Regions from separate parts of the Homo sapiens genome. Here region 2 is linked to region 1. The links are chromatin loops, found by intact Hi-C in ENCODE. Cell type or tissue: GM12878. All regions are shown on one strand. Each heading gives the region's core, and the rest is flanking DNA. Links, peaks and the distances in the headings are about the cores only. Region 1 overlaps RBM47 (RNA binding motif protein 47). Region 2 has its middle 44 kb from the start of RBM47.

Region 1 (15,682 bases), core at 4,213-12,212:
CTAGGGAATAATGCTGATACACAAGGTAAGATTTCTGTCTGAACCACAAAAACAAAAAAATCTGATCATCAGTCTGAAATCAATCTCTTTAAGAGGTTTTAAAGATTCTTCCAGAAATTTGACTAAGTTTTCATTTTACAAGAGACACCTGTTCTCTGAAGCCTCTCCCTCTCCCTTTCCCTTTCCCCCCATAGCTCATGCTATTCCTTGACCCCAACACTCTCTCCATACTGGGCCCCTGCAAAGGCTGTTTAATGTAGCCACTGCCGCCTGTCTCCAATCCCCCTCTGCCTATCCTCCAGGTCTCAGTTAGAATGCCATTCAAACTCCAAGCAACCTTCCCAATAGTCACCTCCTGACTCAGATTATGTTAGGTCCTCTTGTTTTTATTTATTTATTTTTTCGAGATAGGGTCTTGCTCTGTTGCCCTGGCTAGACTGCAGTGATGCAATCTTGGCTCACTGTAGCCTCAACCTCCCAGGCCTAAGCAATTCTCTCACTGCAGCCTCCCAAGTAGCTGGGACTATGGGTGCGTGCCAGCATACCCAGCTAATTTTTTATTTTCCAGTAGAGAATGGGATGACAATTTTTAAATTTTTGTAGAGACAGGTCTCATTATGTTGCCCAGGTTGGTCTTGAACTCCTGAGCTCAAGTGATCCTCTCACCCTGGCCTCCCTATGTGCTGGGATTGCAGGCGTGAGCCACTCTGGCTAGCTTAGGTTTTCTTGTTTTAGACTCTTAACTCCTTACAGTTCTTCATCAGCCCACTCATTACTCTGTTAATGTATTATTTAATATCTTCTGTGACTACTAAAGTAGCCCTGTGGGGACAGCAATCCTTTCTGTCCTAATTACTTCTTAATTATGCTACATCTAGCACAGAGCCTAGCACAGAGCCTGGCACATAGCAGGTGCTCAAAAAATGTTTGTTAATGGATTTACTTGTATCCCTACAGATCATGTACTATCACCTATAGGGTCTCATAACATGGAGGTTTTGCAAATGTTAAAGTCTGTCTCAATCAGGCAAATGTGGCTTAGGGAATCATGCCCATTCTGTGGCATTAACTCTCAAGATGCTATTTTTCTGCACATTTAACATGAACATGGATTTGGACTCTGCTTTCACGGATAAATGAACGAGTCACTCTGGGACATAGCATGGAGTGTTTTCATTGCAAACTCCTACCCGCTGATTGCAGGAGGGGAACCTTGGATAAGTGTCTGATTCTGGGATCTTATGTCTGGAAGGCTGCTTCATTATCTCACATGGGCTGTTCTGAGTGCCAGCGCCCACTATTTACAAGGTCCTTGGGGTGCTCATCTCAAGACTATCATATGAAGTCACCAAAAAAAAAAGTTTTTCTTTCAGTATTAGAAAACTAAATTCTGGCTGGGTGTGGTGGCTCATGCCTATAATCCCAGCACTTTGGGAGGCTGAGGTGGGCAGATCACTTGAGGTCAGGAGTTTGAGACCAGCCTGGCCAACATGGTGAAACCCCATCTCGACTAAAAATACAATAATTAGCCAGGTGTGATGGTGCGTGCCTGTAGTCAGTCCCAGCTACTCGGGAGGCTGAGGCAGGAGAATCACATAAACCCAGGAGCAGAGGTTGCAGTGAGCCGAGATCGTGCCACTGCACTCCAGCCTGGGTGATAATGTGACTTCATTTCAAAAACAAAAACAAAAAAGGAAACCTAAATTCTTTCTTTGGTAAGCACAGACTTCTTACTAATCATCTACTCATCAGACTATGCATTTCTTACCCTTAAAAATTCAACCCTCTAAAAAGAAAAAAAAAAAAAAAACATTTGTATTGTGTGAAAAATAGAAGGTAGGGAATACTTAATGCTGGTCATTTGGGGATTATCAGAGAAATGCTGTATTTCACCAGACCTGTTTGCATAAGGTGCACCGAATTTCAGACATGTTAAATTGTATGTGTGAAGGGCGGGGGATGCATTCTAGTTGATGATATGCAGTAATGCTACAGGAAGAACCCACCACCAGACATTTTCATGAAATCAGTATTAAAAGAGTTTCACTGAAATCATTCAAATACACCTCTGTCATTCTTTTTGGCTGTGGGAGTCCTCTGAGGACATTTGTGCTTACAAACATACAGGGCACTCTGGCCTAGTAAATTAAACAAACACAACAACAATACGTTTGTAAAAACAAAAACAAAGGGGGGTGGCAAGGATTAGCATTTTGATGTCGCTATGTGATGTTCACCCACTTTTCTCCCCCGCCACCGGGTTATGTGCATTTGAGTCATGGTGAAGATGATGCCAACTTACCAAACCTCCTCAGTGAGCCAAGGATTGCTGATCTCTGCTGGGTGACCTGACGCAGAGTCTCTTTCCAAGGCCTCCGTTACCTGAGCTGTGAAATGAAAAAAATAACACTACTGACCCAAAGGCTGGTATTGAGAAGTCCAAAGTTAGTGATCACTAAATGGAACTGGGAGAGCGGGTGAGAAGAAGGAACATGGTGTTTTGCTATTATCACAGGCCGTTGTGTGTGCCTGGAACTACAAGGGAAGCTACATAACCAGGCAATATAGGAAATCTCCACTGGTCACATCATTTTGCCAGCTCTGCAAGACTATTCCGTTTCATATTAATTAAAAGACACTCAAGGAAAGAAAATCTTACTATGACAAAGAGAGAAAGGAGAGCCTCATGCCTGTAATCACAGCACTTTGGAAGGCCGAGGCAGGAGCATCACTTTAAGCCCAGGAATTTGAGACCAACCTGGGCAATATAGTGAGAGCCTATCTCTACAAAAAAATTTAAAATTAGCTGGGCGCCCATGGTCCCAGCTTGTTGGAGGAGCTGAGGCGAGAGGATCACTTGAGCCTAGGAGTTCTGAGGCTGCAGTGAGCTATGATCGTGCACTCCAGCCTGGAAAACAGAGTGAGATCCTTTTTTTTTTTTTTTTTTTTTCAGACGGAGTCTCGCTCTGTCACCCAGGCTGGAGTGCAGTGGCGAGACCTCAGCTCACTGCAACCTCCGTCTCCCAGGTTCAAGCAATTCTCCTGCCTCAGCCTCCCAAGTAGCTGGGATTACAGGCATGCCCCACCATGCCCAGCTAATGTTTTGTATTTTTAGTAGAGACGGGGTTTCACCATGTTGGTCAGGCTGGTCTCGAACTCCTGACCTCATGATCTGCCCGCCTCAGCCTCCCAAAGTGCTGGGATTACAGGCGTGAGCCACGGCGCCCGGCCTGAGATCCTGTCTTTAAAAGAGAGAGAGAGAGGCCAGGCGCAGTGGCTCACACCTGTAATCCCAGCACTTTGGGAGCCCGAGGCAGGTGGATCACCTGAGGTCAGGAGTTCAAGACCAGCCTGACCAATATGGTGAAACCCCATCTCTACTAAAAATACAAAAATTAACCAGGCGTGGTGGTGGGCACCTGTAGTCCCAGCTACTCAGGAGGCTGACACAGGAGAACTGCTTGAACTCGGGAGGCGGAGGTTGCAGTGAGCCAAGATCACGCGATTGCTCTCCAGTCTGGGCAACAAGAGCAAGGCTCCTTCTCAAAAATAAATAAATAAATAAATAAATAAATAAATAAATAAAAGAGAAAGAGAGGGAGAGAAGAGGAAATGTATAAAAAGTGGACTAACAGGGAGGGGAAGCTCACAGGTTTGACCAGGTGCTCGAAACTCCACTCTACTGCTTGCTAGCTGGTTGATCTTGGGCATTTTACTCAGCCTCTCTGAACCTCTGAGTTTTTCTCATCTAATATGGGCCTAATAGTACCCATTTGTTGGAGACATTGTGACAAGAGATATGAAGCCTTTGGGGCCTAGCACACAGAGAAAATGTTCAATGAAGGGCGGCTATGATTATTATGTTCATTTAAAATTCTTTCTGCAGAGGCACATTAAATTCAAAATCATTTAAATCACTATGAGTTGTGTTAGTTTTAAATGTTCCTTCACCTTGGAAGCCCTCTACAGCTGGCTTTTCTGCCTATACACAAATAATATTCTCTAACAATTCAGTTTCATATTTTTAAGTAAATACTTTTTTTTTTTCCAGATGGAGTTTCCCTCTTGTCACCCAGGCTGGAGTGCAGTGGCATGATCTCAGCTCACTGCAACCTCCGCCTCCCGGGTTCAAGTGATTCTCCCACCTTAGCCTCCCAAGTAGCTGGGATTACAGGCATGCACCACCACTCCGGGCTAATTTTGTATTTGTAGTAGAGATGGGGTTTCACCATGTTGGTCAGGCTGGTCTTGAACTCCTGACCTCATGTGATCCACCCGCCTCAGCCTCCCAAAGTGCTGGGATTACAGCAAGTAAATACTTTTGATTAGCTAGGTTCAGTGTAGAAGATTTTATTATACTACTGTTCCACCAAGAATAAATAAAGCTGTGACAAATGTCTCATTCCTGCGATCCCCTCCAAGAAAGACTACAACGTACCTCTTGGATAAGAAAATACTGGGCTATGCTAACTCCTGCAGTCCAGCTCAGTAATCATTTGTTCCAAAGTTCTTCCCAATGCAATGGCCAAATTAACTAAGGTTGAGCTTCTGATTAACATACAGTGCTGGAAGGAACTTTGACCCACAGAAACCTGGCATTTGACTTGCTTCGGTGAGTCCAACCTGTGTCACGAGTGCCTGTTTCAAGGGTAATAAAGGACCTGGCTGTTTGCTTACAGCAAATGGAGGTGGTGCCATGTCATTATACAGCTTTTACCTCTCCTGTCCACCTAACCCTTGGCAAATAAAGTCTGCAGCCCACACATCAGTTTTTGGAGTGATAGAATGAAAAAGGGTATGGATTTCCAAACTGAAAAGCACCTAAGTTCTACCTGGCATTCTGACTAAATGTTAGCTGCTTAAGAAACATGAATATGGTACCAAGATCAAAGGGACCAGAGTAGAGATCAGGTGTTTGAGCAGGTGCATATTATAACCATCCAAATTGTGCCTCAGTGAACAAACTGCTCTCTCTGCTAGCTCCTGGGTTCCCTTTTAGTGACATGTTATAAAACAGGAATCAGATGCAAGGAACAGACCACAGTACTAGAGAGTTCATGTCTCTTCCTGTTCTAGGATATACAGTGCCCCTCCCTGCCCTGCCAAATTCATAAATTCAAGGTCTAACCCCTAGTATCTCACAATGTGACTATATTTGGAGACAGGGTCTTTAAATGGGTAATTAAGATTAAATGAGGTCACGGGGATGGGCCCTAATGCAATATAACCAGTGTCTTCATAAGAAGAGGAAATTCAGACACAGACAACACAGACCGAGGGATGACTGTGTGAGGGCACAGTGAGTGGGCAGCCATCTGCAAGCCAGGCAGAAAAGCCTCCAGGTAAACAAACCCTGCTGTCACCTTGATCTTGGACTTCCAGCCTCCACAACCATGAGAAAATAAATGTCTGCTGTTAAAGCCACTTGGTCCATGGTATTTTGTTATGGCAGCCTAAACAAAGAAATACACTGCCCCTCCCCACATCCCCCAACCTCATCTCCCAGGACCAGATGAGTCGCAGATGAGTAAGGAGGTCAAGGGCATGATAATCAGAGTGGATTAACTGTGCAATTAAACAGTGGTAAACAGGAGAGCACATGCTCTATCCAAAGGTATCAAATTCAAAAAACTTAAAATACTATGAGGCCATACAAAAGACGGCTATGGCTTGATGATGCCCTTCAGGTTGCAATTCCTGAGCTAAACCATTACAGTATGATATTTAAAAACACCCATTATTAATGCTTTCAACAAATATGAAATGAATGCCTCCTACAGGCCAGGCCCTATGCCAGGCAATGGCAATAGCAGTGGTGAATATGTTCTCTGCCTTTGTGGTATTACAGTGTGGATAGTGAGTCCAGGTGCTGAGCTGGGCTAGAAATGTCAAGTTGAGAAGACAAAGTCATTGCCCTCCAGGAGGGTACAGATTAGTGGAGCACAGAGTTGGGACGAGACCATTATAAAACAACGTGACACCAGCTCTAATCCACAAGGGGCCCTGGAAGCTGGGAAGAAGATGATCCCATGTCTGTGTCAATCAGGGAACATGTGAGCCAAGTCCTGAAGGATGAATAACAGTTTACCCGGCAGACACATCTGAAAGACAAGAGGGCATTTTCCAGACAGAACAGTCAGTTCCTGGTGCAGGGACATAAGAGCGTACAGGATCTCTGGAGAACGACAATGAGCTGAGCACAGCCAGGGTGAAGACGGGCAGGGGAGAGCAACAGGACGTGCCGCTGCCAAGGCAAGGAACCAGGAGCCCACATTTGATTGCCGAGGGAGCCATCGGAGAATTTTAATCAGGAAGGTGACATCACCAGAACTGCATGTTAGAAGGATCACTCTGACCACAATGCAGAGGAGGGCTAAAGGCAGGGCGACCTGTCTGGAGACAAAGAAGGCAGGAAATAGGGAAACAGACATAGGGATGCTTGCCGGTCAAGGTCAGTCATCATGGCGTTCAGCTGCAGCCACGGGTGACACTGCCCAAGGGCATTATGTAGGGAAAGAGAAGCCCTGGCTTTTAAATCTGAGTACATATTACTTTTTTTTTTTTGAGACAGAGTTTTGCTCTTGTCACCCAGGCTGTAGTGCAATGGCACCATCTCGGCTCACTGCAACCTCTGCCTCCTGGATTCAAGGGATTCTCCTGCCTCAGCCTCCCAAGTAGCTGGGATTACAGGCACATGCCACCATGCCAGTTAATTATTGTATTTTTAGCCGAGACAGGGTTTCACCATGTGGGCCATACTGGTCTTAAACTCCTGAGCTCAAGTGATCCGCCCAACTTGGCCTCCCAAAGTGCTGGGATTACAGGCATGAGCCACTGTGCCTGGCCTGGGTACATATTATTATGATCAATGAGAAAATGAGTTTCTTAAGAAACTTTTAATTTCACTTATCCTCATCAGGAAACTAACCTTACTCATTCTTTTTATCAATCAAAAGCCACACATGACTGTACCTCAGTTTCTTTTTTTTTGGGGGGGGGGACACAGAGCCTTGCTCTGTTGCCCAGACTAGAGTGCAGTGGCATAATCTGCAACCTCCGCCCCCTGGGTTCAAGCGATTCTCCTGCCTCAGCCTCCCGAATAGCTGGAACTACAGGCACGCACCACCGTGCCCAGCTAATTTTTGTATTTTTAGTAGAGACAGGGTTTCACCATGTTAGCCAGGCTGGTCTCAAACTTCTGACCTCAAGTGATCCACCTGCCTCTGCCTCCCAAAGTGCTGGGATTACAGGCGTGAGCCACCACGCCCAGCCAGTACCTCAGTCTCCCTCTTATTTTCCTCAGTCTGTAAGTAAGGATAATAATAGCACTTCCCTTAGAGGGAGGATTCCTTAAGTTAAATAATACGAGTACATAGGTGCAATAAATGTTTTTTTTGTTTGTTCGTTTTTTTTTTTTTTTTGAGATGAAGTCTCGCTCTGTGGCCCAGGCTGGAGTACAGTGGCATGATCTCGGCTCACTGCAACCTACGCCTCCCGGGTTCAAGCAATTCTCCTGCCTCAGCCTCCCAAGTAGCTGGGATTACAGGTGTGTGGCACCATGCCCAGCTAATTTTTTTTTGAGACGGAGTCTCACTCTGTCGCCCAGGCTAGAGTGCAGTGGCGCAATCTCAGCTCACTGCAACTTCCGCCTCCCGGGTTCAAGCAATTCTCCTGCCTCAACCTCCCAAGCAGCTGGTATTACAGGCGTGTGCCACCACGCCTGGCTAATTTTTGTATTTTTAGTAGAGACAGGGTTTCACCATGTTGGTCTCGAACTCCTGACCTTGTGATCCACCCGCCTCGGCCTCCCAAAGTGCTGGGATTACAGGTGTGAGCCACCGTGCGCAGTAATAAATGTTAAATACAGCAGAAATAAATATTAAAGAACAAATGGGAAATTAATGATTGTTCAGTTAATGACAGTTCTCCCTCTCCATGAATATTAGCCAGAGGATAACCACCACCACAGCCACAAAGGGTCAAACCCAACAGAGCTGTCTTGGAACGAAGCTGGGTTTGATTTCCTTGCATCTCTCCCGAATTCTCACATGGTCTCCTACACAAGACCATAAATTTTGTGCATGATCATTACTTTAAAGTTATAAAATGCTTTGTGTCAGGTAAAATGTTCTCAACGATTAAAGATTAAAGGGGATGTGGGGCCTTCGAGGGGAGACTGACTGCAGAGGGGCATGAGAAAACTTTCCAGAGATGTTAGTTCCTACATCTTGATTGGGGTAGTGGTTTCACAGCTGGATACATGTGTTAAAAGTCACCACTGAAAATGTGGGAAGTTTATCATACGTAATTTTTTTTTGAGACAGAGTCTCACTCTGTCGCCCATGCTGGAATGTAGTGCTATGATCTCAGCTCACTGCAACCTCATCCTCCTGGGTTCAAGTGATTCTCCTGCCTCAGCCTCCAGAGTAGCTGGGACTACAGGTGCCCAGCACCATGCCCGGCTAATTTTTGTGTTTTTAGTAGAGATGGAGTTTCACCATGTGGGCCAGGCTGGTCTCAAACTCCTGACCTCAAGTGATCCGCCCACCTCAGCTTCCCAAAGTGCTGGGATTACAGGTGTGAGCCACCGCGCCTGGCCCTATCATATGTAAATTATACCTTAATAAAGATTGAAGGGACGGAAGATAGAGGAAAAAGGGATTCAAGGGGAAATGGGTATTTATATTCCAGAGAAGGAAAAAATAGATATGCATGAAGAAACTCGTCTTAAAACTTTTAATTTCCAAAATCATTCTCTCTTTGAATAGATGAAACTGTCAAGGAATGCAAAAAAAAAAAAACTTCCTTATGCAAGAAACATTTTGAAAAATTTAGACATCTTCCCCCTCTCATTATCCTGTAACTAACAAACAGCACTTTTTTACCCCTAGGTTCACTGAACAAGCTGCCCTCTTGTGGTTCTGATATATTTCCTGAGCACAAAAGTGGGCTGTTAGGAAGCTGTGTAGGTAGCAAGCCCAGCCTGCCCACAAATATTTGTCAAGGTAACTGAGAGTGAATGTTCTGACCTGCTTCTACATGAGAGGTATACACACATCACTATGGGCTTGGGTCACAGTTACAAAAGAATGAAGAAAATACGGTGGCCACAAAATACATATGGTTCGAGGCTGACAAATTCAAAAGACAATTTAATCTCTGTTTACTTTGCTGCTTAATTTTAAGGCCCTTTAGTACATACTTTCACTTTTGCAACGTGGAATCAGCATATCAGAAGCAAGCACGTCTCAAACAAGGTCAGGGCAAAGAAAGCAGAACTGCAAACTCCGATTCTACCATCTGTGAATATATTCAATATTCCCAAGATATCTTTGTACAAAGAAAGAAAACAACAAAACAAAGTAAACAAATAGTACCTAATAAAAACAATCCTGCATTTTATTAACATTGGCAAGCAGAATCCAGATCTCTAATAAAATAACAAGCACTTTTAAAAAAGAAAGGAAAGGAGGGAAGAAGGAAGTACACAAGGAAGAGGGAGGGAGGGAGAATCAAATAGCGTACTTTTCTTTTTTTTTTTTTTTTTGAGACAGAGTCTCGCTCTCTTGCCCAGGTTGGAGTGCAGTGGTGGGATCTCGGCTCACTGCAGCTTCCGCCTCCCGGGTTCAAGTGATTCTCCTGCCTCAGCCTCCCAAGTACCTGGGATTACAGGAGCGTGCCACCACATCCAGCTAACTTTTGTATTTTTAGTAGAGACAGGGTTTCACTATGTTGGCCAGGCTAGTCTCGAACTCTTGACCTCAAGTGATTCACCTGCCTTGGCCTCCCAAAGCGCTGGGAATTACAGGTATGAGTCACTGCATAGCCACAGCATAATTTTCAAAAGTTACACTAAAAGAAGACAAAAGATGACACAGGCATTGACTCAAAAACTGGAAACATTTTCTCTTCTAGAGAGCAATCCATCTTTATACAAGACCTTGTTTAAAAGAAAAACATAGAGGCCCTAAGACTTTTTTAAAGATAAGGATTTAGGGGCTAGGTGCGGTGGCTCACACCTGTAATCCCAGCACTTTGGGAGGCTGAGGCAGGTGGATCACGAGGTCAGGAGATGGAGACCACCCTGGCTAACATGGTGAAACCCTGTCTCTACTAAAAATACAAAAAATTAACAGGGCATGGTGGCGGGCACCTGTAGTCCCAGCTACTCAAGAGGCTGAAGCAGAAGAATTGCTTGAACCTGGGAGGTGGAGGTTGCAGTGAGCTGAGATCCCGCCACTGTACTCCAGCCTGGGCGACAGAGTGAGACTCTGTCTCAAAAATAAATAAATAAATAAATAATAAAAAGATAAAGGATATAAATAAAAATGGGCTCTGTATTTCAACTATTGACGTGTTAAAAATTCATCTAGTCCAGATCCTGCAGTAGCAGGTGGGCTAAATTAATTTGAACCAGGGGTAGACTCATTTCTGTATATGGCTGCCGAATCCACATTCTGATAGATCAATCTTTCTTTTTAAACACGGTCACGTCACTTCCCTTCTCAAAACCCTCCAATGGCATGTCCTCACACTTGGAATAAAATCCAGAGTCCTTCCCCAGGTTCCCTCTAGGAGCCTGCATAGCGTGGCTTGGCTGTGCTCCATTCCCTGCTGTTCATTCTCCATCAACCTCACAGTGCTGGCTATACCACTGGCCTTCTGGCCGTTTCTTAAACAAACCAGCTCATCCTCTTCTCCTGCCTTGGCACTCACTGTCGGCCCCACCTGGAATTTCCTTTCCCAGCCTTTACACCACCCCCCATCCTAGCTCTCTCCCTGACTGAATTCAGGTCTTTGCTCAAATGCCATCTCCTCCAAGAAGTCTTCTCTGACAACTTTCTTTTCTTTTTTCTTTTTTTTTTTGAGACGGAGTCTCACGCTGTCACCCAGGCTGGAGTGCAGTGGCACGATCTTGGCTCACTACAACCTCCGCCTCCCGGGTTCAAGTGATTCTCCTGCCTCAGCCTCCCGAGTAGCCGGGACTACAGGCACGCGCCACCACGCCCCACCTCTGATTGCTTTTTTTTTTTTTTAATATGGAATACTTCATGAATTGATTATTCTTTTAAAAGAGTTCTCCAATCACCAACTGTATACTCTTTCTTCCTCTTCCCTATCTTTATTTCTCTTCTTTGCTCATATTATTATCTGAAATTGCATTATGTATTTTTTATTTTATTTTATTTTATTTTTGAGACAGAGTCTCACTCTGTCACCCAGGCTGGAGTGCAGTGGCGTGGTCTCGGCTCACTCCAACCTCAGCCTCCCAGGTTAAAGCAATTCTCCTGCCTCAGCCTCCCAAGTAGCTGGGATTACAGGCGCATGCCACTATGCATGGCTATTTTTTGTATTTTTAGTAAAGATGGCATTTCACCATGTTGCCAGGCAGGTCTTGAACTCCTGACCTCAGGTGATCTGCCCACCTTGGTTTCCCAAAGTGCTGGGATTACAGGTGTGAGCCACTACGCCCAGCCAATTATGTATTCATTTTTATCACTTTTCACTATCTATCTGCCCCACTAAAATGTGAGCTCCATGATAAGGGACTTTTTCTTCTTCACCAAGGCACTCCCAGCTCCTAACGCAGGGTCTAGCACTAGTCAATAGTCAATATTTGAGAAATAAAATATCCCCTGGTTGGAGAGATAATAAGCCCTTAATCAAACCTGTTCCAAGACTTTTACTATCAACAAGCTAAAAAGCCCATGTCCTTTACTTGAATTCAGAGTGCTGAACAGTGGTTGGCCAGCAACCTCTACTAAGAAGTTCTTTGCGATCAGAGACATTTGAAGGTAAAATAGGGCCTTCGTCGTAAGATGAGCCAGCCAGCCCTTTTGTCCTGAAACTGAGTACGCAAGTGCAGAGAGGTTACCTGGTTTCTCCAAGCTCACATAGAAATGGTGAACATCAGGAGACGCGGGACCACTTAAAGGATGCACAGTCCCGTATTCATCTCCGCAACCCCAGGACCCAGCACGGTGCCTGGTGCAAAGAATGCACTCAGTGGGATTGCGCCCAGGGAACGAATGCTCTCTAAGGCCTCATTCAACTGAACTGTACTTCCTCTCATTACTGTCCCAATGATAACTTCCTATCCGAGAACCATTTCCAGTCACTTGAGTCATGCGTCATTTACTTCCTGTCCTCTGTCCTTTTAAAGTGCAGTTTGACAACATACCAGGCACAACAGTAACATCTGGGGGCTGCTTTGCTTCTAACGTAAGTCAAATAGCCCAGCATGGAAAATACCTAGGAAAAAAGTGGGATATGCAAAGCAAACCTCAAAAAAAAAAAAAAAAAAAGACAAAAGCTGGTGGGCTGGCCACGGTGTCACAAATGAAGTCTCCAGTGGCTTCATCATAACAAGTAAGTTTACTTTATGAAAGCTCACACTTGCATGGTGCCTTCTGTTCTCAGCACTTTATATATATATGCTCTCATTGAATTCTTTCCAAGATGTACATCTCACCTGTAAGAGGCACTACAACTCTGAAAAACCAAGTAATTTTTAGAAATAATTCAGCATTCTTTCTGATTGCTCTAGAGGAAGAAAAAAAATTTTAAAGAAATAATTTAGCAGCAAAATCCGACGCTCTAGTTCCTTCCTCCCTTCCCCCCATCTCTCTCTCCTTTCTTTCCCTCCCTCCCTCCCTTTCTTCCTTTTTTTTTTAACGAATCTCCCAGGCTTAAGGGCAGTGGCGTGATCTCGGCTTGCTGCAACCTCCACCTCCAGGGTTCAAGTGATTCTCCTGCCTCAGCTTCCTGAGTAGCTGGGACTGCAGGCACGCACCACAACACTCAGCTAATTTTTGGTTTTTTGTTTTGTTTTTGAGACGTAGTTTCCCTCTTGTTGCCCAGGCTGCAGTGCAATGGCGCGATCTCGGCTCACTGCAACCTCCGCCTCCCAGGTTCAAGCGGTTCTCCTGCCTCAGCCTTCCCAGTAGCTGGGATTACAAGCGCCCGCCACCATGCCCAGTTAATTTTTTGTATTTTTACTAGAGATGGGGTTTCACTATGTTGGCCAGGCTGGCCTCGAACTCCTGACCTCAGGCAATCCACCCGCCTCAGACTCCCAAAGGGATTACAGGCGTGAGCCACCACACCCGGCTTAATTTTTGTATTTTTAATAGAGACGGGATTTTGCCATGTTGCCCAGCTGGTCTCAAACTCCTGTCCTCAAGTAATCCGTCCATCTCAGCCTCCAAAAGTGCTGGGATTACAGGTGTGAGTCACCGCACCCAGCCCCTGACTTTCTAGTTTCTAATGAGACTCTCTACAGCCTTCGTTTCTTGCAGCATGTCTGAGTGTCCATTCGCTCTGCTGAAGAAATAGTGATGGGTGTGATCAAGGAATACTGCCTGAGATGAGTGGTATTAAGCAACACAGGGTACGTGCAACATATTATCTTTCTAAAATCTGAAATGTTCTGGCTTCTAAAACACATCTGACCCAATGGGTTTCGACAAGGATTTCTCACTTATATTAATGCAGAGAAGTAACTTGCCCACATCACACACCTAGTAACTGGCAACGCTAGGACTGCAATCAGGCAGCCTAATTCTGCAGGCCATGCCTGCGGCCGCCACATCATCCTGCCTCTCTCATGAATGATGGGAATGTGATCTGAAAGTCAGTGATTCCTCAACTGTTTTTCTGATGTGGGTCCCAGAAATAGAATTCGGAAAGATGAACAGCCAAGGTGGCCTTGTGCTGTCACCTGTGAAGGCAATTTGGACCAGCGATGACACCAGGTGAGTTAGGGCACAGAACAGCTGACTTCCCAGAAGTCATGGCCACTTTCGGGAAAATGGCATCCAGAGGCTTGGAGATCAAAACTTTTGCCTCCTTGAACATCTTCCCCAGGAGCCTCTGGGAAACACTGAAGCCAACCTGCTAAAGACCTGAAAAGATCTTCTTTTTTTTTTTTTTTTGAGACAGAGTCTGGCTCTGTCGCGCAGGCTGGAGTGCGGTGGCGTGATCTTGGCTCACTGCAACCTCTGCCTCCTGGGTTCAAGCAGTTCTCACGCCTCAGCCTCCTGAGTAGCTGGGATTACAGGCATGCACCACCGCGTCTGGCTTATTTTTGTATTTTTAGTAGAGACGGGGTTTCACCATGTTGGCCAGACTGTTCTCCATCTCCTGACCTCAGGTGATCTGCCCGCCTCAGCCTCCCAAAGTGCTGGGATTACAGGCTGAGCCACTGCACCCAGCCTAATACATTCTTTTTAAGATTACACTATGAGGTTAAGTAATCTTCATTACTTAATGAAGATTAAGGTGCAGTAGGTCATGCCTGTAATCCCAGCACTTTGGGAGGCCAAGGTAGGAGGATCACGATCACACCACTGCACTCCAGATTGGGTGACAAAGTGAGACTCTGTCTCAAAAATAAAGTAATTGCAGTTTTTGCTATTACTTTTAATGGCAAAAACCGCAATTACTTTTGCACCAAACTAATACATTCTTTTTAAGATTATACTATGAGGGCCAGACACAGTGGCTCATGCCTATAATACTAGCACTTTGGGAGACTGAGGCGGGAGGATCACTTGAGCTCAGGAGTTCCAGACCAGCCTGGGCAATATGGCGAAATCTTGTCTCTATAAAAAATAAAAAAATTCACCGAGTATGGTGGTGCACGCCTGTAATCCCAGCTACTTGGGAGACTGAGGTGGGTGAATCACCTGAGCCCAGGATGCAAAGGTTGCAGTGAGCTGAGTTTGCGCCACGGCACTCCAGCCTGGGCAACAGAGAGAAACCTTGTCTCAAAAAAATATATATATATACATTTACATGATGAGGTGGGATGAAGAGCTGCAGGTGGGTTGTGAGCCTGAGAATGTGTGTTGGGGGGCACGTTGGGGGGAGTTGTGCACATATGAAAGTGTACGCTCATTAAAAATTGATATTTCCCTAATGTCCAGAATGCAGAGCAATTATAATTTATGCTTCAACTTTTCTGTCCCCTAAATTCATTATTGGTGGAAGTAAAAGATGCTGATCATTTGGGCCCACAGTGTGCTTACTTGGCTAAGTCCTTGGGGTTACCTCCATTCTTCAGATCTCAGTTCAAATGTCAATTCCTCAGGGAAGCCTTCCCCAATGCCCAAAGTAGACTGTCCCACCCTTTAATTCTCACCCACATCTTGGTGTACACTTTCCCTTTGAGCAGTCATCGTGGGTTCTAATTAAATACTCCTGGCTTTCTTTGTTCACTGACTGGCTGTTCCTACTAGACTGTAATTTCCTTGAGGACAGTACTATATCTATATGCTCATCTGTGTTCCCAGCATGAAGCATAGCACCTGCCACATCCTAGTAGCTCCATAAATATTTGTTGAGTTGGCTGGGCGCAGTGGCTCATGCCTGTAATCCCAGCGCTTTGGGAGTCTGAGGTGGGCGGATCAACTGAGGTCAGGAGTTCAAGACCAGCCTGGCCAACATGGTGAAACTCCGTCTCTACCAAAAATCCAAAAATTAGCTGGGCATGGTGGTGGGTGCCAGAAATCCCAGCTACTTGGGATGCTGAAGCAGGAGAATCGCTTGAACCCAGGAGGCGGAGGTTGCAGTGAGCCAAGGTCGCACCATTGCACTCCAGCCTGGGCAACAAGAGCGAAACCCCACCTTAAAAAAAAAAATTGTTGAATGAATGAATGCATGAGTATAGAATTTTACAATA
Region 2 (15,682 bases), core at 3,148-11,147, 120 kb after region 1:
TAAAAAAATTTTCTTTCAATAGTTTTGGGGGTACAGGTGGTTTTTGGTTACATGGATAAATTCTTCAGTGGTGATTTCTGAGATTTTAGTGCACCTGTCACCTGAGCAGTGTACACTGTACCCCAAAATGTAGTCTTTTATCCCTCTTCCCCCTCCTGACTTTTCCCCCCACCCCAAGTCCCAAAGTTCATTATATCATTCTTTTTTTTTTTTTTTTTTCAAACAAATTCTCACTCTGTTGCCCAGGCTGGAGTGCAGTGGTACGATCTCGGCTCACTGCAACCTCTGCCTACTGGGTTCAAGCTATTCTCCTGCCTCAGCCTCCTAAGTAGCTGGGACTACAGGTGTGTGCCACCATGCCCAGCTACTTTTTGTATTTTTTAAGTAGAGATGGGGTTTCACCATTTTGGCCAGGCTGGTGTCGAACTCAACCTCATGATCTGCCCACCTCAGCCTCCCAAAGTCCTGGGATTACAGGTGTGAGCCACCATGCCTGGCCCATTACATCATTCTTATGTCTTTGCATCATCATAGCTTAGCATCTACTCATAAGTGAGAACATATGATATTTGGTATCCATTCCTGAATTACTTTACTTAGGATAATGGCCTCCAGCTCCATCCAAGTTGCTGCAAAAGGTATTATTTCGTTCCTTTTTGTGGCTGAGTAGTATTCCATGGTGTATATATACCACATTTTCTTTATCCACTCATTGCTTGATGCGCAGTTAGGTTGGTTCCACATCTTTGCAATTGTGAGTTGTGCTGCTCCAGATATCATCTTTAACTCCTTTGCCTTCTCCACATACATTTCCAAGTCCTGTTCATTCTACCTCCAAAATGTATCTTGTATCCATTCATCTCTCTCCATCTTCAATCTATTTCAATACCCCATCATCTCTTGCATGGAGGAGTGTAATAATTGGCTAACTGGCCACCTCTTTTTCCAACTTGCTCCTTTCTTAAGCATTCGCCACACAAAAGCCAGAGTGACCTTTAAAATCAGAAATCACTGGGCATCATTTCCTACTTAAAACCTTTCAGTGATTGCCGGCTGGGCGCGGTGGCTCACGCCTGTAATCCCAGCACTTCGGGAGGCCAAGACGGGCGGATCACGAGGTCAGGAGTTCGAGACCAGCCTGGCCAACATGGTGAAACCCTGTCTCTACTAAAAATACAAACAAAAATTAGCCGGGAGTGGTGGCAGGTGCCTGTAATCCCAGCTACTCTGGAGGCTGAGGCAGGAGAATCGCTTGAAACCAGAAGGTTGGCTGGGCTAGATGGCTCATGCCTGTAATCCCAGCACTTTGGGAGGCTGAGGCAGGGGGATCACGAGGTCAGGAGATCGAGACCATCCTGGCTAACACGGTGAAACCCCGTCTCTACTAAAAATACAAAAAAATTTAGCCGGGCATGGTGGCGGGTGCCTGTAGTCCCAGCTACTCGGGAGGCTGAGGCAGGAGAATGGCGTGAACCCAGGAGGCAGAGCTTGCAGTGAGGCCAGATCGCGCCACTGCACTCCAGCCTGAGCGACAGAGTGAGACTCCGTTTCAAAAAAAAAAATAGAAAGAAAGAAACTGGAAGGTGGAGGTTGCAGTGAGCCGAGATCGCGCCATAGCACTCCAGCCTGGGCAACAAGAGCGAAACTGTCTCAAAAAAAAACAACCCTCAGTGATTGCCTATTGCAGACTAAGTACAGCACAATATCAGCTTGGCACAATTCCTTACCATGGCTAGGGTGACCTCATCCTGTTTTGCCCAAGACTTTCTTGATTTCAGCACTGAAAGTCCTGCATTTCAGGAAACCCTCAGTTCTGGGCAAACTGGGGCAATGGTTCCCCCTAACCATTGCCTTTAAGGCCTCACTCACATGAAGAGCTCCTGCCTGCCTCACAGCCTCACCTCATCCACTGTGCCTTCAATCACTACACCCTCTGCACACTGGCCTTGGTCTGGTTCTAAGGCAGCCCGGCCCTTTCCATCCTCAAGGCCTCGAGGGTTGTGCTCGCCTTTTCCCTTGCCTGGAAGGCTCTTCCCATGGCTGGATTCTTCTCATCCCTTAAAGCTCAGTTTAAATGCTCCAGAAAGGCCTTTCCTGATCTGAGTTAACTCAACAGATCCTATCTGCTATTCTTTATGATATCATTCTTCTATTTCCTGCCTAGCACTTATCACTAGTGAAAAGGAAAAAAAGAACCCTTTTTTTCTATACTCCTACAGAACACTTCTGACAACACAACACATGTCAGGAAAACCAGGTAGGTTTTTCACACGAAGCGATTCACCAATTCTCTGCAGACAACAGCTGGGTGTCCTACAATTTATCTCAATTCTGACACTAACTGTCTGGAGTTAGCACAGACCCCACTGGGGAAGGGCTCAGTCCCATAAGACTACCCTTTGATGCCAAAATGCAAGCCTGGGATTCCTACAGTGTTTTTTTTTTTTTTTTAGACGGAGTCTCAAAAAAGCCTCTGCCTCCCAGGTTCAAGTGATTCTCCTGCCTCAGCCTCCTGAGTAGCTGGGATTACAGGTGCATGCCACCATGCCCAGTTAATTTTTGTACTTTTAGTAGAGACAGGGTTTCACCTTGTTGGCCAGGCTGGTCTTGAACTCCTGACCTCAAGTGATCCTCCCACCTTGGCCTCCCAAAGTGCTAGGATGACAAGTGTCAGCCACTGCATCTGGCCCAGCCACCCAGTTCTAATTAGTAGTTATCTGCTGTTGTCAAGGCCTAAGGTCAAGGTCTAAATTCATAACCTGTCTCCCTGAGCCTAGAGGACCTTGATTCTGTTGCTCCTGAAACAGCTGGAGTAGGAAGGAGAACAGCTGCTATGCCCAGAAAACTGTGCAGGAACCGGTGGGCTTCCTATACTTCTGACCAACTAACTATAAATAAAGGGTTCTCACAATCCCCTCTTTGGGTTCCATAATTTGCTAGAATGGCTCACGGAACTCAGGAGCACGCTTTGCGTACCATCACCCAGTTCATTGTAAAGGATGCAACTCAGGAGCAGCCAGGTGGAAAAGATGCACAGGGCAAGGTATGAGGACAGGTGGAGCTTCCATGCTCTCCAAACATGCCACCCTCCCAGCATCTTTTTTTTTTTCTCTCCAGCCACATCCTTTTGACCTCCCAGCATCTTGATGTGTTTGTTCACTCACTTGGAAGGTCTCTGTACCCTGTTGTGTAGGGGTTTTATGGAGGTTCCGTTATGTGGGCATGATTGATTAACTCACTGGCCATTACTGATTGAACTCAAATTTTAACCCTCCGACTCTCCCCAGAGGTTGAACGGTGGGGCCGAAAGTTTCAACTGTCTAATCACAAAGATAGCTCCCCTGACAGCCAGCGCCCCCTCCTTAGGGGTTTTCCCAAAGTCACTTCACGAACTTGTGAAGGTGTAGGCCGGGTGCAGTGGCTCATGCCTGTAATCCCAGCACTGTGGGAGGCCAAGGCAGGAGGACCCCAAGATCAGCATGGGCAACGCAGTGAGACCCTGCCTCTACAAAAATTTTTTTAAATTAGCCAGATGTATTTTAAAATACAGCCAGACATGTGCCTGTAGTCCCAGCTATTTGGGAGGCTGAGGCAGGAGGATTGCTGGAGCCCAGGAAATCGAGACTGCAGCGAGCTGTGATCATGCCACTGCACTCCAGTCTGGGTGACAGAGTGAGACCCTGTCACCAAACAAAAACAAAACAAAAAACTCAGGTATAGTTGAAAGGGGCTTTTTATGAGTAACAAAAGACACTCTTTTCAAATTATCACTTGGGAAATTACAAAGGTTTTAGGAGCTCTAGGCGGGAAATGAAGACAAAGACTAAATATATATTTTTTATTATACTGCAATATCACACTAGTCTTGATTTATTTTCTTTTTTACTTTCTTTTTTTTTTTTTTGAGACTGTCTCACTCTATCACCCAGGCTGGAGTGCAGTGGTGTGATCTTGGCTCACTGCAACCTCTGCCTCCCGGGTTCAAGCGATTCTCCTGCCTCAGCCTCCCGAGTAGCTGGGATTACACACGTGCGCCACCATGCCCGGCTAATTTTTGTATTTTTAGTAGAGATGGGGGATTTCACCATGTTGACCAGGTTAGTCTCGAACTCCTGACCTCAGGTGATCCGCACACCTCGGACTCCCAGATGGCTGAGATTTCAGGCGTGAGCCACTGCGCCCGGTCTTGATTTATTTTCCATTTACCTGTTTATTGTCTGTTTCTTATCCCTAGAATGTGAGAGGACAGGGGCCTTGTCTGCATTGTTCACTGTGGTATCCCCAGCACATGACACAAAACATGTGCTCAGAAAATACTTACTGAAAATACTTACAGAAAATACCTACTTTACAAGCCTCACCTCTACCAAACAACAGGTGGACTCAAGCCCTGGAGGGACAGAGATTAAGGTCTCACAAACACCAGGACATCTGGTCAACCTGGTTCCTCCCAATGCCTGCAGGTGATTGAGAGCTGACCTCAAAGGGACCTCAAAGAAATTCTGGTTTATCTGGAGTTCTAGAGAGGTTAAAGGACTAGCCCTATGTTATACACTCAGTTTACATTTAACATAGGGCTAAAACCAACATTTCCTAATTCCCTACCAACTGAGCTCTAATTTCAAAGTATCTTAGTGTAAGAAGAAATCGCCAGATCCCATCTGCTCTAGTCCTTCCAAACAGCACCCTATCATTACCCGCATTTAAAAGATAAGACATCTGGTGCTAAAAGAAGTAAATGACTTTTCCTAGGTCACACGCCTATTGAAAGGCAAGGAAGGACTTCATTCGTTTTTTTTTTTGTTTTTTTTTTTTTGAGGCGGAATCTCACTCTGTCACCACCAGGCTGGAGTGCAGTGTTGCCATTTCAGCTCACTGCAACCTCCGCCTCCTGGGTTCAGGTGATTCTCCTGCCTCCTGAGTAGCTGAGACTACAGGTGTGTGCCACCACACCCGGCTAATTTTTGTATTTTTAGTAGAGACGGGGTTTCACCATGCTAGCCAGGCTGGTCTTGAACTCCTGACCTCAGGCAATCCACCCACCTCGGCTCCCAAAGTGGTGGGATTACAGGCGTGAGCTACTGCGCCTGGCCTGAAGGACTTCATTCTTACACCACACTGTCTCCAGGTTTTTGTTTTTTTGGTTTTTTTTGAGACGGAGTTTCGCTCTTGTGGCCCAGGCTGGAGTACAATGGTGCAGTCTTGGCTCACTCCAACCTCCGCCTCTCAGGTTCAAGCGATTTTCCTGCCTCAGCCTCACAAGTAGCTGAGATTACAGGCGTGTGCCACAATGCCTGGCTAATTTTGTATTTTTAGTAGAGATGGAGTTTCTCCATGTTGGTCAGGCTGATCTTGAACTCCCGACCTCAGATGATCTGCCCACCTCAGTCTCCCAAAGTGCTGGGATTACAGGCTTGAGCCACTGCACCCGGCCTTGTCTCCAGGTTTTAATCTTCTGTATTCTAGATTTTGTACAACCATGGAATTAAGTATCTTTCCCATATTAGACCCATTAGCAAATACCCCTGAGAGAGAGAGAGAGATTAGGTGCAGAAATAGCTCAGGAATGCCAAATCATTTAACAGATGCAGTGCTTTTGTTCTTGATTCATTAATTCATTCAACAAATATTTGATTCCCTACTATGTGCTGTAAATTATTGTGGATACTGGGAATACAGCAATGAATAAAACAAAACCTCATGCGGGAGAAAGGCAATGACAAACAAATAAACATATTTGTACATCTGAGGCATATCAGGTAGCCAAAGTGCTATGAAGAAGAATAAAGCAGGGGCCGGCGCGGTGGCTCACGCCTGTAATCTCAGCACTTTGGGAGGCCAAGGTGGGTGAATCACCTGAGGTCACGAGTTCGAGACCAGCCTGGCCAACATGGTGAAACCCTATCTCTACTAAAAATACAAAAATTAGCCAGGCATGGTGGCACGTACCTGTAGTCCCAGCAACTTGGGAGGCTGAGACGCGAGAATCGCTCGAACCTGGGAGGTGAAGGTTGCAGTGAGCCGAGATCGTGCCACTGCACCCCAGCCCGGGAGACAGGGCAAGACCCCCTCTTCAAAAAAAAAAAAAAAAAAAGAATAAAGCAGGATAAGGAGACAGTGACGGGCAGGGAACAGCGCTGCTTTAAATAAGTTGGTCAGGGAAAGACACTCCAGTCAGATGCCACTTGAGCAGAGATCTGAGTGAATTAACGACATGAACTAGAGAAAGAATATTCCACGCCAAAGAGAACAGAGGCACAGTGGCCCAAGGCAGGCAGGAGTTTAGCATAACTCAAGGGAGGGTCCAGAGGTCCTGCGGCTGGAGTGGAGTGAGCCGGAAAGAGGAAGGAAAGGTCACATGAAGAGCTGGGGCCAGGTCCTGATGGTAAGTGCTCTTTGGAACTCCTCCTTTTAAAACTGGCGTGTCTTCAGGAAGCTGAATATCTACAAAGCTAGGCCTCGGAGAGAAGGCTTTTCCTGAGTATGTTTGTGTGAGTGATTCCGTGTGTTAACAAAGCGCCCCAGGATTTGCCTTTTCTTCCCCTGTTTCTTGCTGTTAGAATGTTAATCTGGCTAAATCCATTCAGCTTCACTCGTTTGGAAATCAGTCATCTAATGCTTGTAGCGAAAAAAGGAGACAAGCTAATACATCTCAACAGAGCAGATACGTGGGAGCCACTCCCACAGATCAAGATCCTTGCAGAAACCCAAGCCATTGTTCAGCCAATAGTAAATAAGAATCCGAGTCATTCTAAAACTGAGTAGAAAGCTGAGTCATCCTTCCCTCTATCAAGAGCTTTATTCCTTTTGCATCCTGTGGATCTTGGTTGGTTAACACATTACTGAATGGTGACGTGGGTAGGTCTGTCTGCCTGCATCAAATCCTGCCCTAACCACATTCTCAAGATAGTTTTCACCACATTTACTAAACTTCCTTGAACCTCAGTTTCCTCCTCTGCAGGAGGAGGGTATGAATGCTTTATTAGTTTTCTACTGCTGTGTAATAAATTAGCACAGATCTAGAGGGTAAGAGCTACTCCCACTCATCATTTCACAGTGCTGTAGGCCAGAGGCCCCAGATGGCGTAACCAGGTTTTCTGCTAAGAGCCTTGAAACGCTGAAATCAAGATGTTGGTTGTCCGTGTCCTCACCTAGAGCTCAGGGTCTTCCTCCAAGCTCATCCCTGTTGTCAGCAGAATGTAGGTTCCTGCAGTTGTGGGACCGAGGCCTTGTTTCCTCACTGGCTGTCAGCAGAGGCCATTTCTCAGCTCCTTAAGCCTGCCCCCTTCCTCCACAGTGACCCTCTATTCCAAAGCAGCAACTACACACCTAACCCTTCTGACACTTGGAAAACATCTGACTTCTGCTCTCAGCCAGAGAAAGCTCTCTGCTTTTATTCTTTTTTTTATCTACTTATTTATTTTGTAGAGTGGGGATCTCGCTATGTTGCCCAGGCTGATTTTAAACTCCTGGGCTCAAGTGATCCTCTTGCCTTGACCTCCCAAAGTGCTGGGATTACAGGCATGGGCCACCATGCCTGCCGCTTTCTGCTTTAGCAGCTCATGTTCACCCAGATAATCACTCTTTCTTAAGGTCAACTGTGCCATACAACATAATATAATCATCAGAGTGAAATCTCATCATATTCACAGGTTCCAGAGATAAAGGACATCTTTAGGGTCCATTTTAGACATTCTGCCTACAACAAATGCCTTCCTTGCAGAACTCTTTTGAAAATTAGAGATGATGTATGTGTGTAAAATAGTTGCCAGCTGCTAATAGCTGCTATTACTATAAGAGCCTCTTTGATGCAGGGAGCAACTAAGTAACTGAGCTACTCAGTGAATCAAGTATAAGACCAGACTCCGGTGCCAGGGCTGTGGCTCATGCCTATAATCCCAACACTTTGGGAGGCCGAGGCAGGCGGATCACCTGAGGTCGGGAGTTCAAGACCAGCCTGACCAACATGGAGAAACCCTGTCTCTACTAAAAATACAAAATTAGCCAGGCGTGGTGGCGTGTGCCTGTAATCCCAGTTACTCAGGAGGTTGAGGCAAGAGAATAGCTTGAACTGGGAAGGCGGAAGTTGCAGTGAGCGGAGATCACGCCACTGCACTCCAGGCTGGGTGACAGAGCGAGACTCCGTCTCAAAAAAAAAAAAAAGATCAGACTCCAAACAGTCTATGGTAAACACCTATCATTACCTTTCTTATATGTATGAATATTAAAACAGCATTTCACGCATAACAAGTACACTGTTTTTATTGGAGCATTTATTAATGAGTTGATTTGGAAGTTCACCTTAGACAAAGATTGAGTTCCTCCCCTTTTCTCTGAATACATTATTTCTCTCTTTTATCAAATCATTTTGGCAAAGCTGCTGCTTCTTCTTCCTTCTCATGTACTTTGGTGGAGTTCCTTAACACAGGACTCTGCATTTGGCTTTTATAGCACAAGTATTGCTATGATCTGAATTTGGTGATCCTCCAAAATCCATACTGAAATCTCTTTTTCTTTTTTTTTTTTTTTTTTTTGAGATGGAGTCTCACTCTGTTACCCAGGCTGGAGGGCAGTGGCACAATCTCAGCTCACTGAAACCTGCACCACCCGGGTTCAAGGGATTCTTGTGCCTCAGCCTCCCAAGTAGCTGGAACTACAGGCACGAGCTACCATGCCTAGCTAATTTTTTTTTTTTCCAGAGACGAGTCTTACTCTGTCACCCAGGCTGGAGTGGAGTGCAGTGGCACGATCTCGGCTCACTGCAACACCTCCACCTACTGGGTTCAAGTGATTCTCCCGCCTCAGTCTCCCCAGTAGCTGAGACTACAGGCACCCTCCACCATGCCTAGCTAATTTTTGTATTTTTAGTAGAGACGAGGTTTTGTCGTGTTGATCAGGCTGGCCTCAAACTCCTGACCTCAGGTGATCCGCAAACCTCGGCCTCCCAAAGGGCTGGGATTACAGGCATGAGCCACCACACCCAGCCAAAACTTTAAGGACTAAGAGCTAGACCATAATGTGTCAGAAGACTCTTTTCCCCTCTGCCATGGCAACTGGCAATATTCCAAATAGCTTCTGTTCTTTTAGCCTGGGGGATACCTGTAATTATAGCATAACACAGTCCACCTGGGACTCTCACAGTGGCGACACTGAATATTTCTATGCAACCTTAAAAATCTCCACAGATTGGCCAGGCATGGTGGTTCACTCCTCTAATCCCAGCACTTTGGGAGGCCGAGGAGGGAAGATCACCTGAGGTCAGGAGCTCGAGACCAGCCTGGCCAACATGGTGAAACCCCATCTCTACTAAAAATACAAAAATTAGCCAGGCGTGGTGGTGGGTTCCTGTAATCCCAGCTACTCAGGAGGCTGAGGCAGGAGAATCCCTTGAACCCGGGAGGCAGAGGTTGCAGTGAGCTGAGATCACGCCACTGCACTCCAGCCTGGGCAACAGAGTGAGACTCTATCTAAAAAAAAAAAAATCTCCACAGATAGGTTTATTATTATTCCTGTTTTACAGACTGTGTAACTAAGGCTCAGAGAAGTCAAAGAACGTGCCCATAGTCACATCTAGTAAGTGGTTAAAGCCAAAATTCAAACCCAGACCACTGGATTCCTAAATCTGAGCTTCTAACTATAGCCAGTAAAAGCCTGACCTAATGTAATGGAAATGGAGATGAACAAATGTGCCTAGAAAAGTGAAGTTTTTTTTGTTTTGTTTTGAGATGGCGTCTCGCTCTATAGCCCAGGCTGTAGTGCAGTGGCGCAATCTTGGCTCACTGCAGCCTCCACCTCCTGGGTTCAAGGGATCCTCCTGCCTCAGCCTTTTGAGTAGCTGGGATTACAGGCACCCGCCACCACACCCAGCTAATTTTTCTATTTTTAGTAGAGACAGGGTTTCATGGTGTTTGTCAGGCTGGTCTCAAACTCCTGACCTCAGGTGATCCACCCACCTCTGCCTCCAAAGTACTGGGATTACAGGCGTGAGCCATCTTGCACGGCCCCATTTTTTCTTTATTTCTAAAAATAAAATTTGTTGGACAATCTGGGGAGGATGAGCTAAGGTATGGATTTTCTTTGTATTTATATTGCTTGGGATTCACTGAGCTTCTTGGATTTATTGATATTTTCATCAACTTTGGGAAATGTTGGGCCATTCGTTCTTCCGTTATTTTTCTGTCCCATTCTCACTGTCTTTTTTTGGGACATCAGTTACATGTAGGTCTAATATTGTCCTCCAGGTCTCTGAGGCTGTATTAATTTTTTTCCAATCTTTTTTCTCTGTTTTTCGAATAGGATAATTCTTATTGGTTGGTCTTTGGGTTTACTGACTGTTTTGCCATCTTCCGTCTGCTGTTAAGTCTTTCCAGTGAGTTTTGTTATTTTATTTTGCCTTTCAGTTCTAGAGTTTGCATTTGCTTCTTTTTTAGAGTTTCCATTTCTCTGCTGAGGTTCCCTACTTACTCATTAAGATAATATTTTCCTTTATTTTGAACATATTTACATGTGTTCCTTTAATTCTTTAAATATCTTTATTTTTAATTTTTTTTTTGAAATAGAGATGAGGTTTCGCTATGTTGCCCAGGCTGGTCTCAAACTCCTGGACTCAAGCAATCTGCCAGCCTCGGCCTCTTAAACTGCTGGGATTACAGGCATGAGCCACTATGCCTGGTCTTTTTTTCCTTTAGAGACAAGATCTCCTCTGTCACTCAGGCTGGAGTGCAGTGGCACGATCATAGCTCGCTGCAGCTTTAAACTTCTGGGCTCAAGCGATCCTCCCTCCTCAGCTTCCTGAGTAGCTAGGACAATAGGCACAAGCCACCATACCCAGCTAATTTTTACTTTTCTTTTCTTTTCTTTTCTTTTTTTTGAGACGAGAGCTCACTCTTGTCACCCAGGCTGGAGCGCAGTGGCGCGATCTCGGCTCACTACAACCTCCAACTCGCTGATTCAAGTGATTCTCCTGCCTCAGCCTCCTGAGTAGCTAGGATTACAGGTGCGCACCACCATGCCCAGCTAATTTTTGTATTTTTGGTAGAGATAGGGTTTCACCATATCGGCCAGGATGGTCTCGATCGCTTGATCTTGTGATCTGCCCGCCTCAGTCTTTCAAAGTGCTGGGATTACAGGCGTGAGCCACTGCGCCTAGCCTTTACTTTTGTTTTTTTAGTAGAGACAGGGTATTATTATTATTATTATTATTATTATTATTATTATTTTACTTTATTTATTTATTTTTTTTGAGACAATCTTGCTCTGTCACCAGGCTGGAGTGTAGCGGCGTGATCTCAGCTCATGCAACTTCCACCTCCCAGGTTCAATCAATTCTCCTGCCTCAGGCTCCCGAGTAGCTGGGACTATAGGCGCCTGCCACCATGCCCAGCTAATTTTTGTGTTTTTAGTAGAGAGGGGGTTTCACCATGTTGGCCAGGCTGGTCTCGAACTCCTGACCTCAAGTGATCTGCCCACCTCGGCCTCCCAACGTGCTGGGATTACAGGCGTGAGCTACTGCGCCCGGCCACGAGACAGGGTAGTATTATATTTCCCAGGCTTGAATGTCTTTATTTTTACTTTAAAAGATTAATTTTTTTTTTTTTTTTTTGAGACAGAGTCTCACTCTGTTGCCTAGGCTAGAATGCATGGTGCAATCTTGGTTCACTGCAGCCTTGACCTCCTGGGCTCAATCAAACCTCCTGCCTCAGCCACAGGCTGGAATCACAGGCCTGCACCACCATACTCGGCTATTTTTTTTCAGTTTTTCATAGAGACAGGGTCTCACTTTGTTGTCCAGGCTGGTCTCGAACTCCTGGGCTCAAGTGTTTCTCCTGCCTTGGCCTCCCAAAGTGCTGGGATTATAGGGATGAGCCACCTCACCTGGACAAATATCTTTATAAATACTGCTTAAATGTCTTCGTCTACTACATCTAATATCTGCGTAGTCTCAGGATCAGGTCAATTTCTTTGACTACTTTTGTTTTTCTTTATTTTCTTTCTTCCTTCTTCTTTTTTTCCTTTTTTTTTTTTTGCATGTCTAGTAATGTTTTATGGTAATACTGGACACTACAGCTAATACGTTGTAGAAATTTTGGATTCTGTTATCTTTATTTTTGTTCCAATAGGCAGGTCAGTTATTTCCTGGTCACTTTGAGCTTGCATACGAGTTTTTTGTTTGTTTTGCTTTTAACTTCGTTAGGGTAGATCTTTGGAAATTTCAAGATATTTTTCCAACCTTCGAGCTCTGTTTCCCTTGTGGATTTTGTCAAGGCGTAGTTTTAGGCTTTGTTAGGGCATGTCTAGTGTGGGCCTTCCTCTAGGACAGTCGCCTCAAATTTAGTTTGTATCTGAATCATCTGAAGAGCTATTGTTAGAACATAAATTTCTGGGCTTCTTCTCCTGAGTTTCTGATTCAGTAGGTCTGAAGTGGGGCCCTTGAATTTGCATTTCCAACAGTAACGTCTAACAAATTTCCAGGTTATGTTGATGCTGCTGGTCAGGGGACAGCAATTTAAGAAATATTGCTGTAGACCATGATCCTTACTTTCATTTATTTATTTTTTTAAGACAGGGCCTCACTCTGTCATCACCCAGGCTGGAGTGCCGTGGTGTGATCAGGGATCACTGCAGCCTCAATTTCCCAGGCTCAAGCAATCCTCCTGCCTCAGCCTCCTGAGTAGCTGGGACTACAGGCACATGCCACCACACCTGGCTACTTGTAGTTTTTGTAGAGATGGGGTTTCACCATGTTGCCCAGGCTGGTCTCAAACTCCTGAGCTGAAGCTCAAGAGCTCAAGTTCAAGCTTGAGCCCGCCTCGGCCTCCCGAAGTGCTGGAGTTACAGGCGCGAGACACCCGCCCGGCCGTGGTCCTTACTTTTAAGACGTGAACTCTTCGATGTCCCAGCTGGATGCCTGGAGTGTCATTAACAAAGTGTTAGAGTGCTTTCCCACTCAGGCTGAGCCATAACTAATGCCCGCCCCCTCCGTTGCTGCTTGAACTCAATCTCTGCTCAGCTTCTTCCACCGCACAGAAGCTGGTACCTGGTCATCCTTGGGTAGTCTCACCTTTCAAATGTGCAACACAGCTCTTAACCAAGTGCTCAGAGGACACCCCCACGAGGATTTTTTGGAGTCCTTCCTCTGCAAAGCTCCTGTCTCCAGTGTTCTAACCAGCAGATTCCAGCTGCTCAGCTGCCCGAAACTCTGTACTCTGCCTCCTCAGCTTAGTTAAGTTCTCCTTTTCCTACTTGGATGCCAGGAAATTGCCCCCCAGGTAAAGAGCCAGAATGATTCTGGGGCTTAAAAAAGATGAGTTTCTCGGCCGGACGCGGTGGCTCATGCCTGTAATCCCAGCACTTTGGGAGGCTGAGGTGGGCGGATCATGAGGTCAGGAGATTGAGACCATCCTGGCTAACACGGTGAAACCCTGTCTGTACTAAAAATACAAAAAATTAGCCAGGCATGGTGGCAGGCGCCTGTAATCCCAGCTACTCAGGAGGCTGAGGCAGGAAAATCGCTTGAATCCAGGAGGTGGATGTTGCATGAGCTGAGATTGCGCCACTGCACTCCAGTCTGGGCGACAGAGCAAGACTCTGTCTCAAAAAACAAACAAACAAACAAACAAACAAAATGATGAGTTTCTTTTCCCTCAGGGACCAGAGACTTGTACTCTCTCCTGGCCAATTCCTGAAACAGTTGACTAATACTTGGTTTTTTTTGTTTGTTTTGTTTTGTTTTTGAGATGGGGTCTCGCTCTGTCACTCAGGCTGAAGTGCAATGGCACAATCACAGCTCACTGCAGCCTTGAACTCCTGGGGTCAAGCAATCCTCCCACCTCAGCTCCCAAGTAGCTGGGACCACAGGATGCGCAACAGGGTCTCGCTATGTTGACCATGCTAGTCTTAAACTCCTGGGCTTGCCGGGTGCGGTGGCTCATGCCTGTAATCCCAGCACTTTGGGAGGCTGAGGTGGGTGGATCAACTGAGGTCAGGAGTTCAAGACCAGCCTCAACATGGAGAAACCCCGTCTCTACTAAAAATACAAAATTAGCCCGGCGTGGTGGTGCATGCCTGTAATCTCAGCTACTCGGGAGGCTGAGGCAGAATTGCTTGAACCTGGGAGGCAGAGGTTGCGGTGAGCCAAGATGATTGCACCATTGCACTCCAGCCTGGGCAACAAGAGCGAGACTCGGTCTCAAAAAAAAAACACACACACAAAAACAAAAACAACTGCTGGGTTCAAACAATCTGCCCACCTAGGCTCCCAAAGTGTTGGGATTACAGGTGTGTGTGTGTGTGTGTGTGTGTGTGTGTGTGTGTGTGTGTTTTAATGGTGGGATGGCTGGTCTTATACCAATTACTACCCCATTATAGCCAAGAGTGGAAGTTCTGGCTTTAGACCTTTGAATTTAAGGAAACTTGGACCATCCAGACAAAGGAGTCTACAAAGAAAAAAGCCTAGAGATAAAGGTTTGGAAGGCATCAGGGCACAACGGTTTGGAAGACCAAGGGCAGAAATCACATAGGAAAGTTATACAAAATGAGAAGAGGGGAGGATCAAAGACAGAATCTTGGGGGAACCACCAGTTTTTCATGGATGAGTGGAAGAAGGCTGGCAAAAGAAACAGAAGGACTGCTCCAACAGTCAAGAGAAGAACCAAATGTTCCAGAAGTCAATGGAGAAGAGGTTTTTAAATTTTTTTTGAATTTTTACTGTTTTCCTCCCCTGTGCTAAAAAAATAGCTTTAAAAATTTTCAAGCAACCTTATGACAACATGCTATTATCAGTCCCATTTTATAGATGGAGATAAAGATGATGAAACTCAAAGGTTAAGTAACTTGCTCAAGGTCAATGGAGCTGCAAAGGGCAGAGCTAGGACTTGGATCCAGGCATTCTGGCTCCAATACATCACAATGTACTGCTTCACTCCAAAATAAGACAAGATGGCAAATGCAGCAAGGCTGTCCATGAAGCTGAGGATAGAAAAGTGCTTACTGGGGCCAGACGCAGTGGCTCACACCTGAATCTTAGCACTTTGGGAGGCTAAGGTGGGTGGATCACCTGAGGTCAGGAGTTCGAAACCAGCCTGGCCAACATGGCAAAACCCTGACTTTACTAAAAATACAAAAATTAGCCGGGCTTGGTGGCTCATGCCTGTAGTCCCAGCTACCTGGGAGGCTGAGGCAGGAGAATAGCTTGAACCTGGGAGGCAGAGGTTGCAGTGAGCTGAGATGGCACCACTGCACTCCACCCTGGGTGACAGCGAGACTCCATCTCAAAAAAAAAAGAAAGAAAAGAAAAAAGAAAAGTGTCCATTGGATTAGGCAAAAGGGCCACTGGTAAGCTCAGAAAGAACTCACAGTAATAAACAATAGGTGCTAATTAACTGTTCAACAGGATTGGTTCCTGGCCTAACTGGTCTTTGGGGCCAGCAGTGTGCCATACACATGGCACCTCTCAGCCCTGGCTTGCATTGTCCTCGTTGGAAACCTATTCCAGGTTTACGCTCTGAAAAAGAGCAGGCACATTCCCTAATGCCTTCAGGGAAAACAAGACCCAGCGCTCCAGCTTCCTGAAGTGTATAAGAGAAGTGTGACGTGCCTGTTTATAACCCAGCAACTATACTCAGGCATAGACTTAGATGCATTTGAACATATCATCAACACAATTACCTGTACCCAGATTAGC

What was found. Peaks named below come from ENCODE experiments on the same cell type or tissue, not always from the same donor. Only the 100,000 strongest peaks of a DNase experiment are listed, where the experiment ranks them.
Region 2: a loop joins it to region 1, with 2.5 times the contacts of the local background. A loop is called at or near these places in 3 of 110 quality-filtered maps.

Annotation. Positions count from the first base shown.
Region 1 is chr4:40,542,120-40,557,801 of GRCh38, forward strand. RBM47 (RNA binding motif protein 47) reads right to left here. Exons shown (of 7, transcript NM_001098634.2): 2 at 2,303-2,387. Among named protein-coding and RNA genes, the nearest start is that of MIR4802, 48 kb to the left of the region's middle. RefSeq lists a silencer at 8,909-8,998. In GM12878, for the core only: a CTCF peak has its summit at 8,926 (motif pointing left); DNase peaks (open chromatin) are centred at 9,072 and 9,850; H3K4me3 peaks cover 1,347 bases; H3K27ac peaks cover 2,537 bases.
Region 2 is chr4:40,666,301-40,681,982 of GRCh38, forward strand. No RefSeq gene overlaps it. Among named protein-coding and RNA genes, the nearest start is that of RBM47, 44 kb to the left of the region's middle. RefSeq lists an enhancer at 5,982-7,181. In GM12878, for the core only: no CTCF peak of the experiment used is centred there; DNase peaks (open chromatin) are centred at 3,304 and 6,901; H3K4me3 peaks cover 570 bases; H3K27ac peaks cover 4,014 bases.